Regions from separate parts of the Homo sapiens genome. Here region 1 is linked to region 2. A link is a loop called in an ENCODE intact Hi-C map of the cell type or tissue named here. Cell type or tissue: Caco-2. All regions are shown on one strand. Links, peaks and the distances in the headings refer to the core of each region. The heading gives the core; the rest is flanking DNA. Region 1 has its middle 260 kb from the start of LINC02339. Region 2 has its middle 19 kb from the start of LINC00378.

Region 1 (5,390 bases), core at 58-5,057, 1.0 Mb before region 2:
CTGTTCTTGAATTTTCTGGAGGAGCTTGAGAATTATTGGTAGTAATTCATTAAACATTTGGTGGAATTCAATCATAAAGCCAAATGGTCCCCAGCTTTTATTTGATGAGAGACTTTTCATTAATAATTCAATTTCCTTACTTATTGTTGTTCTGTTTATATTTTCTATTTATTTATGATTCAGTCTTGGTAGATTGTATGTTTCCAGGAATGTATCAATTTCTTCTAAGTTACTCAGTTTTTCAGAGTATAATATTTCAGAGTAGTCTCTTACAATTGTATCTTGTGACACTGGTGGTAGTGTCTCTTCTTTCATTTCTACTTTTATTTACTTGAGGCTTCTCATTTTTAAAATTAAGTCTACTTAAAATTTGCCAATTTTGTTTATCTTTAAAGAAAACAGAAACTCTTAGTTATGTTGCTATTGTTTTTCTAGTCACTATTTTAATTTTTTCTGCTTTGATATTTATGATCCCTTCCTTCTACTAACTTTGGGTTTAGTTTGTTATTTTTTGATCTCTTGAGGTAAAACTTTTAAGTTTATTTGACATCTTTTTTCATGTTTTGATGTAAGGACCTAGTGCTATCATCTTCCCTCCTAGGGCTGTTTTTGCTGTATCCTATGGGTTTAGTACGTTGTGTTCCCATTTTCATTTGTCTAAAAATATTTTCTGTTTTTTGATTTATTCTGTGATTTTTTTTTGTTCAGGAATATGTTTAATATCAACATATTTGTGATTTTTTCAAAATGTATCCTGTTATTGAGTTCAAGTTTAATACTATTGTGGTCAGAAAAGATACTTGATATGATTTCAATCTTCTTAAATTTCTTAAAACTGATTTTGTGGCCTAATATATGGTTCATTTTGGTGAATATTTTATACGTATTTAAGAAGAAATTTGTATTCTGCTCTTGTTGGATAAGATGGTTGGTTTATGTCTTTTAGACCAATTTGGTTTAAAGTGTAGTCCAAGTCCACAGTTTCCTTGATGGCTAATTTAGCCACTGTTAAAAGTGGGGTACTGAAATTCCCAACTATTATTGCATTATTGTCTATCTCTCCTTTGTGATCTATTAAGATTTGCTTCATATAATTAGGTACTCTGATATTGGGTGCAAATATTTTATAATTGTTATATTCTGCTAATGAATTGACTGACCCTTTATTGTTATAACATTACCCTTTATGCCTCTTTCTACCATTTTTGAATTAAAGCTTAGTTTGTCTGATAAGTATAACTACCCTAACTACCCCTATTCTTTTTGGGGTTCATTTTTATATCTATTTTATATCTATTTATTTATATCTATTTTCCAACCCTTCAGTTTTAGTCTAGCTGTGTCACTAAAGCTGAAGTGAATCATGAATCCTTCATAGGGCATATAAAATTGAGGCTTGTTTTTTGTTGTTGTTTGTTCTTACCATTTGGCCACTCTGTCTTTTGATTGAAGAATTTAAACCCTTTTATATTAAGGAAATTATTTATAGGTAAGTCCTTACTACTGCTATTTTGTTTATAGTTTTCTGGTTGTTTTGTTGATCTTTTGTTCCTTTCTTTCTATGTCTTCCTCTATGGTTTAATGATTTTCTGTAATATGTTTGATTTCTTTGTCTTTATCTTTTATCTATGTTGGATAGATTTTTGCTTTTTGGGTTACCATGAGGCTTACATAAATCATTTATATATGTAACAAGCTATTTTAGGCTGTTAAGTTTGATCATATATAAAAACTCTAAACTTTTACTCCCCAACATACATTTTATGTCACAATTTATAAATTTTTATATTGTTTATCCACTAAGAAGTTATTGCAGCTACAGTAATTTTTAATACTGTTCTACATTTTAACCTTTATACTGGAGATATACATGATTTATACACTACTATTTCAATATTAAAGTATTCTAAAATTTGACTATGTACTTACTATTACCACTGAGCTTATACTTTTATATTTTCATGTTACTAATTAGCTTCCTTTTGTTTCAGCTTGAAGATCTCCCTTTAGCATTTCTCATAAAGCAGGTCTAGTAGGGTAAACTCCCTGAGCTTTTATTGTCTAGAAAAGTCTTTATCTCTCTTTCATTTCTGAACAACAGCTATGCAGTTTGTGATATTATCGGTTGGCATGTTTTTTTTTTTTTTATTAGTACTTTGAATGTATCGTCCTTATCTGCCTTTGCACTGAAAAATTTCTGCTGAGAAATCCTCTGGTAACCTTATGGTTATTCATATATATGGAACAATCATTTTTCTCTGTTGCATTCACAATTCTTTGTCTTTAATTTTTGATAGTTTAATTATAATATGCCTCGGTGTAGTCTTCATTGGCTTGATTATGATTAGAAAAATTTTAGCTTTCTATATCTCTATATTTATATCTTTCCCCAGATTTGAAATTTTTTTAATTACTATTTTTTAAAGAAGCTTTCAATCCCTTTCTCTCTTTCTTCTGCTTCTCGAGATGTGAAAGTTAGCTTTCTTGATGCTGTCCCATATATCTCATAGGGTTTCTTTACCCCTTTTTATTTTATTTCTTCTTTCTCCTTTGATTATATATTTTCAAATAAATTGTCTTTGAATTCAAAGATTCTTTCTTCTGGTTGATTAGTTTCACTGATGACAGTCTTTATTACATTTTTCATTTAACTCATTATTTTCAGCTCTAAAATTTGTTTGGTTCTTTATTAAAAAAAAATTAACCTGTTAAATTTTTCATTTTATTCGTTTACTGTTTCCTGGATGTCATTAAATTGTTTCCCTGTGCCCTCTTAGAGTTCACTGAGCTTCCTGAAAATAATTATTTTAAACTTTTTGTGAGACAATTTGAAGGTTTCAATTTTGTGGTGGGGAGGGCGGGGTCATTCACTAGGAAATTATTGTGTTCTTTTGGTGGTATATTCCCTTAGTTTTTCATATTTTTTTGCCTTGCCTTGATGTTGCGCATATGATAGAGCAGTCACTTCTTCCAGACTTTACATACTCTTTTCAGTGGGCAAAGATCTTCCCCTATGAGTGGGCTTGAGAGTGCTGGCTGTAAGCAGTGCAGCAGTTTAGGTTCTAGTGAGGACACGGAAGCATAGTTCTTATGCAGTTCTGTCAGCTGAGGTCACTGTTGGCTAAGATTGCAGGGATCCTCAGCAGCAAAGTGTTTAGGTATCCCTGGTGGCAGCAAAGGCAGTTGAGGTTTAAAATGGCAAAGGTTGCTAGGGTGCTCCTGCTACCTTTTTCTGCCACTGGAGAAGTCATGACCAAGGGGATCCCTTTTGGCACTGAAACCAACTTCTGGGCACGTTTGCAGTGGCAGCAGCATCATCATTGTCTGCTTCATGGTGCCAGTGAAGTGGCCATGGAGCCAAGGTCTGAAGCACAGGCACATGGGGATGAACCAAGGCTCCAGAGTCTGGGTGGTGGTGGCACCAGTGCCTGGGGCACAGGTCTTCCTGTTGCTACTTTGGTAATGATGTCCAAGGCATAGTGCTTGTGGAACAACCAAGAGGTTGTGTTCTGAAACATGGGCATACCCAGAGCTACAGAAGATCTGAGGTCTCTGATGTATTCTAACTTGCAGCAGCAGTGACTTTGGTGTTCCGCAAGTGGGCACAGCATGCCAGCAGCCATGGAGCTGGGATCTGGAGTGTGGATATGCAAGAAGCTATGTGAGTATGAGTCTGAGGTCTTGAGAAACTAGCTTGCTGTGGCAGTGGCTCTGATATCAGAGATGTGAGCACTCATGGAGCACCTGTGGAGCCAGCGTGCATTGTGCAAGTGTACACAGGAATAAAGTCCTGTAACCCGGGCTCCAAGATTGAGGGTGGAGCTACACTAGAGCAGCAGTGACTTCTGTGTCTGAGGTGTGAATGCATGTGATATGACCACAGAGTGGGGTCCCAGAACACAGGCAAATGTGGAGCAGCCATGAAGCCTGGTTCTGAGGTATGGCCATGCATGGAGCAACCATGGTTTCAGGGTATGGGGGCAGTGTTGGGAAGGGTGGCAAAACAGTGTCTTCTTCATGGGAGGGTGGTGGGAAGCAACTGCATCTCTGTTTCCTGGTGGTTTGTGATGAGGATGGTTGTTGGTTACCTCAGTGGCAAAAGCTGATGATGTCCTCTATTAAGCAGACCACTGTGGACTTCAGTGGCTATCTCCATGTGGCTGATATTGATAACCTCCATACTTTTTCTTTGTTCCTAGACATTTCCACACATCTCATGTCTGCCAGTCTTTCCAGCCACCATTTCTGTGCAGTGATTCTGGGCTTTTTTGCTCCGTAATGTTGCAACCAGTTCTTAAATGGACCCTTTATTTCTCCCAAGATTATTATCGTTCATGGATAATTACATATTTGTTATTTTGGGGGCAATATGTCTTGTATTATCTACTCCACCATCTTGCTCGTTGTTTTTTTCTTTTTCTTTTAGAGATGGGGTCTCGCTCTGTCATCTAGACTGGAGTACAGTGGTGCGATCATAGCTCACTGTAACCTCAGACTCCAAGGCTCAAGGGATCCTGCCACGTCAGGCTCCTGAGTATCTTTGACTACTGGTGTGTGCTACCATCCCTGGCTAATTTATTAAACTATTATAGAAACAGAGTCTCATCATGTTGCCCACACTGGTCTTGAACTCCTGGCCTCAAGTGACTCTCCTGCCTTGGCCTCCCAAAATGCTGGGATTATAGGCATGAGCTGCTGTGCCTGGCCAGAGTTTCTAATTCTTCATATGACACACAATTTTTCTTGCTGGCATGACTACAACATCAATGACCCTTAAATCTGCCAGGCAAATGTATTGTGTTTCTTGAATCTTTTCACTTATTTACTTACATTGATGACTGCCTTATACCTTATCCTTTTTCCTCAAACCTTCATCATGTCTAACCTTATCTGCAATCTTAGTATCCATATAGCTTTCTGACTGAGAGAATAAAAAGGAAAACCAAAAGACAATTTTTAGTTTGATCACTCACCTACCCATATCAGTGTGCATGCTCTGTTTCCCCTCCTAGTACTCCAGGGCTTACACTGTTCATAGCCTTGGCCAAGACTAATCCCTCCATTTTGCAGTAAATTGTTTTTACCCTTGAATAATCGAGAACATTTCCCCCAGAAATTCTGCTTATTTTATAAAAATTATTGGTTTTTCTCTCTTCACTGGATCATCTCTATGAAAATACAATGTATTATTTTTTTCTGTATTATATTTTTCTCTTGGCCTTTGTATTAGTCCATCTTTACACTGCTAAAGACATACACAAGACTGGGTAATTTACAAAAAAAAAAAAAAAAAAAGAGGTGTAATTGTACTCACCATTCCACATGGCTGGGGAGGACTCACAATCATGGCAGAAGGGAAGGAGGAGCAAATCACATTTTACAATGGCAGC
Region 2 (5,390 bases), core at 256-5,255:
GCATATTACAATTACTCGTATGGAAATAAGGAATTTGTTATAGAGATTAAAATTTAAACTTGCGAGGGAGATGCTGGGGAAGTAAAGGTCTTCAAGAGGAATTTGCAGAGTCACAATAAAAAATAAGAGTTACTAAATCTGCCTGCCTAGCTGGCCTGGGTGGATAATTTGGAGCGTGCAGGGAAATCCAAGAAGCCAAGCATTTCTAGCCACCAAATTGGGAACACAATGATGGGGCACATGGAGGTTATCTATGGGAAGTTGGATTTGTGTGTAGCTACCACCTGTGCAGGTTCACAGCCAAACATCTGTTGGTAGGCTTGGGACCACCGTTGGTCAGCAGGGCCAGCAGTTATAACAGAAAGATGAGCTAGACACGGAGCAGAGGAGAGCAAGGACCAGCTGAGACCTCACAGACACCTCTGCACCTGACTGCCACACTCTCTGAGCACTACAACCTTCCAAAAATAATAGCCACTGATTTACTCTCCCTCCTAAATCTTGTGCAATTTCCTCTATCAGCTACTTCTAACCTAATCATATAAGGGATTCTAGAAAATACAGTTTCTAAATTGACAATAGCACAATCTAGGACTTTGCAACCCTTTCAACCTAGCAGCCACATATACCTCGTTTAACCGTCCTTAACTGTCAAATGAAGATAATAGTAAAAGGATGCTTCTACTTAATATGATGCAGTGACAGGTTATCCAAAATGCTTGCCCCACAAGTGTTTCATATTTCAAATTTTGGAATATTTGCAAATACTTACCAGTTGAGCATCCCAAATCCAAAATTCAAAATGCTCCAATGAGCATATTTTTTGTGTCATGTTAGTGGTCAAAAGTTTTGGATTTTTGAGCATTTTGTATTTTGTATTTTTGAATTAGGGATGCTCAATTTTTATCATACAACCAAAAACTGCTAATGCGCTCCCTAAAAAAAGGATACACATACTTAATACATCTTCAGGTGATATTTATTACTCTTCTCCCTGAGTTACATGCTTGCTTTGACATCTTGTAACTTAAATAAGATATAATCACTATTACTCATTTTTTTTTAAAGAGACAGGGTCTCATTCTGTCACCCAGACTGGGGTGCAGTGGCATAATCATAGCTCACTGTAACCTCAAACTCCTGGGCTCAAGTGATCATACCACCTCAGCCTCCCAAATAAGTGGGTCTACAGGCATGCGCTACCATACACAGCCCCCAAATTACACACTATTAGTCTTATATTAGTTGGTAGGAAAAGGAAAGAGGGGGAAAGAAATTTTCTAATTTGCTAATATATATTATATACAAACATATCCATATAAAAGCAAGGAAGAAAACATATAAATACTAAAAATTCTGTAACTGGCTGCATAGTTATAGAAGTATTTACAATGTCCTTTCTCTACTACCTATTCTATATTGACTTTGCTGTCACCTACCTATTCTATATTGACTTCAGTCAACGTGGAGTAACACACGGCTTCATTCCTAAAGGCCCTGCTGGTTTGGGGTGGTTTTCTATTACCTCTGTCAACAGAACATGAGAATACTAAAAAAGTACCTCCCCACACACATATCTCTAGCACTCCACATACAGTCTTCTCTGGCCCAATTGTGTAATAGCTAGTCTCTTGACAGTCGGGATAAATCACCCAGTATGGTAATTGCTTCTTTTTGCCTGTTGTTTTACTAGCATGAGAAACACTAAGTTGCCAGGTGACTGGCAATAAACAAACCATGGCTTAATTCAGAATGAGAGAAACAGGACCATATAACGGTCAACAATTCAGAGACTACTTCATCCTGGAGGACATTACTATAGCCCCACATGGCATTCCCACCCAGATGGTGCTCTAACTCAGTCTTCAAAGACATCCACCATCCTCTCAGGATAAGGGAGATGATGATAAGAGCAGTGAATTTAGCTGGGCACGGTGGCTCATGCTTGTAATCTCAGCACTTTGGTAGGCCAAGGCGGTCGGGATCACGAAGTCAAGAAATCAAGACCATCCTGGCCAACACGGTGAAAGCCCGTCTCTGCTAAAAATACAAAAATTAGCTGGGTATGGTGGTGCGTACCTGTAGTCCCAGCTACTCGGAAGGCTGAGGCAGGAGAATCACTTGAACCTGGGAGGCAGAGGTTGCAGTGAGCCGAGATCACGCCATTGCACTCCAGCCTGGGTGACAAGAGCGAGACGCTCTCAAAAAAAGAAGAAGAAGAAGATAAAGTATCCCAATCACTCCCTCTCAAAAAAAAAAAAAACAGTGAATTCCATGAGCATGAGCCCATCTTCTATAAAATGAGTTGCTTTGACAGAAGCAATGCTGTGTGGAATACCATGACAGTGAATATAACATTCTGTAAATCCATGGATGGTGGACTTGTCAGAAGAAATATAACAGAGAAGGCAAATACACATGTACAGTATCTATTTCAGTAAGAACAAAGTTCTGTCTCTTCCAAGTTAATTTAGTGCAGCATAATCACACTGCCGCCCAGTGGCTGGCTGGTTATCCCAGAAAGTGGAGCCAAATCCAGGGCTCAGTGTTGATCTCTTCTGTTGGCATATTGCACACTCAGCAGTGGCTATGGGCAATCAGCCCTGGTGAGTAAAAGTCCATGTTGCTGAATGAACCTGGGCATAACTTTCATCCCTGCCACCATGGTCATTTGTTCCTGAGTCCACTAGAAAGGACATAGGTGTCTGGTGAAAGAGACTGACCAACATCTACAAAATGGGTCATTTCATCTGCCTGATAATTTCTCTGCTGAGATTTTTCTTTGGCAAGCATTAACATGGGACACAAATATATGGACAGTCTATACCCTTTTGGACAGATTCATCTATGTACTTCTTCCCAGACCTCCTAGTTATTAGCTTTCCAATCTTGTTCCTTCCAAGTCCCTGACCATCAAGCTGAACTCTTATCCACTTACCATGAAATGATGCAGATCTCTACCTACCTCTGATCATCTCTCTCCTTCCACGAGAAATGGAAAAAAAAGAGTAGTGCTCAAAGTACTGCCTCTCTTGAGAGAATTTCTCTCCACCACATTTTTTTAAATAATTTTTTTATATTTTAAGTTCTAGGGTACATGTGCACAATGTGCAGGTTACATATGTATACGTGTGTCATGTTGGTTTGCTGCACCCATTAACTCGTCATTTACATTAGGTATTTCTCCTAATGCTATCCCTCCCCCATCCCCCCACCCCACAACAGGCCCCAGTGTGTGATGTTCCCCAACCTGTGTCCAAGTGTTCTCATTGTTCAGTTCCCACCTATGAGTGAGAACATGCAGTGTTTGGTTTTCTGTCCTTGCGATAGTTTGCTCAGAATGATGGTTTCCAGCTTCATCCATGTTGCTACAAAGGACATGAACTCATCCTTTTTTATGGCTGCACAGTATTCCATATCCACCACTATTTTTCAAAAATACCCCAGAGTAGGGTTCCAGTGCTATCTCTGTACACTTTCTGGTGATGCCAGCACATTTTGCAAAATCATCTGTAGAGTAGGCCCTATTTTGTCTTCCTTAGCCATCAAGTAATGAGAGAACTTCGCCCAAGGCCATGGGTACAGACTGGGAAGGAGAAAGCAATGTGGCCAGAGGAACGACCATGGACATCTGTACTACTTGCCTGTGCAACTTATCTGAGACTTCAAGATCTATTCAAACTTAGTCTCACATATACCACCTACACTTGATAGAATGCTGCTACACACATGCTACAGCGTATTACTGAATCAGACAACAAATACATTATGATAGTTATAATAAGTTGCTGATGTCATGTGTAGGGCCTAATAGCAAGCCTGAAGTTGTTTCTCAAAATAGTTATCTGAAAAAGGTCACATAGCTTCACTCCAAAATTCTAAAGGTTAGTGATATCATTCACATATTACAATCTGCTAAAGGCCCCATAAAGCATTTCTGCCCCTGCAAGTACCATCAAATCGATCTGTTGGGTTATACTGCTTAGTGGCAGAGATCAGCGCTATGCCACTACCTTTGTTGTAAAAGAGTTTACATGCAGCAACTTTATTCTTCAATTTGGAAGGAATATGTCAATGTACCATGAGATTGCCTAGAAATTTAACAAAGTGAAAGGTCTCTACATTTGTTTGGGGAGTGGGGGGGCTTAGTCATTTTCTACCCTCTATTTTGCATGTGTTTTACCAAGATATCTAGACTAGTTGCTACTTTCTGCTCACTAGTTCAATTAGCTCAACATCATTAAATTAGTGGTGCAGCACAATGTCTTATGGAATGAAGAGGTAATCAAGTTTCCTATGGACAAGATGGTAAGAGAATTGGAGAGGAATTTTAATCCTGAGGTGGGATACTGAAGAAGTATTGCTGGCTTTGCTTATTAAAAGCAAACGGCTTCTGATGATGTCTGTTAACAAGAATTGAGAAAAAAAATCACTGTATCAGGGTTGAAATAGAACATATATATATATGATTGATGGCAGGGAATTGGTTTATGGAATTGTAAAGGCTGGCTGGGCAAGTCTGAAATTCATAGGACAGCCTGTCAGAAGGACAGGCTGGAACACTCAGGCATGGGTGCATGCTGCTGTTCACAGATGGAATTTCTGCTTCTTCAGGGAAGCATCGGCTCTGCTATTCAGATGTTTCAACTGAGTGAATCAGCTGCTCCCAAACCACCTAGAATAATCTCCCTTACTTAACATCAACTGGTTATAGAATTTGATCAAATTTACAAAACACCTTTGTAGCACCACCTAGATTCATATTTGGGTGAGTAACCAGGGATTACAACCTATTCAAGTTGTATAGCAGGTACCAGGGGTATTGATGTTTTCTCCAATAAATAAACCCTATCTAGAATAACAGTTGTAATAAGATTCATCACTTAGTTCAGTTTTCAAAAATACTACTGTTGTTCTCTAAGATCCATCTACTCTCTGCAAAGGCCAAATAGGTGAGTTGAATTAGGATATGGTAGGAATCACCACTCCCATATCCTTCAAGTCCTTGATACCGGCAGAGATCTGAAAAACCCCTCCAGGAATACAACATAGCTTTTAGTGTATGATTTTTAGAACAGAGCCATCCTAGTGGCTTCCACACAGCTTTTCCTACAAGACAGCCCTCTCTGCATGTGTGAGGGAATCAGAGTGAGGGTTCTCCCAGCGGCTAAGTATGTCTCCTCCAACTATAAATTTCTGACCTGAGAAAATAAACATTGAATAGCTTTGGGGACCAATTGAGCCACTTTGAGATGGATACAAGCCAAAATTCCATTAATTATCTCATTTCCTTAAGTCCTTATTCTTATAGGTAGACCACTGAGATGTTTTGAGTCTCTAACAATTAGTGTCACTTCAGAGCCAAAATGTCTAATTAGTTCTCCTTTCCC

The links. Peaks named below come from ENCODE experiments on the same cell type or tissue, not always from the same donor. Only the 100,000 strongest peaks of a DNase experiment are listed, where the experiment ranks them.
Region 1: it touches region 2 in a loop (29-fold over the local background); 2 of 110 quality-filtered maps call a loop at or near these places.

What each region holds. Positions count from the first base shown.
Region 1 is chr13:61,683,538-61,688,927 of GRCh38, reverse strand. No RefSeq gene overlaps it. Among named protein-coding and RNA genes, the nearest start is that of LINC02339, 260 kb to the right of the region's middle. In Caco-2, for the core only: no CTCF peak of the experiment used is centred there; a DNase peak (open chromatin) is centred at 3,137.
Region 2 is chr13:60,651,712-60,657,101 of GRCh38, reverse strand. No RefSeq gene overlaps it. Among named protein-coding and RNA genes, the nearest start is that of LINC00378, 19 kb to the left of the region's middle. In Caco-2, for the core only: a CTCF peak has its summit at 2,494 (motif pointing left); a DNase peak (open chromatin) is centred at 2,521.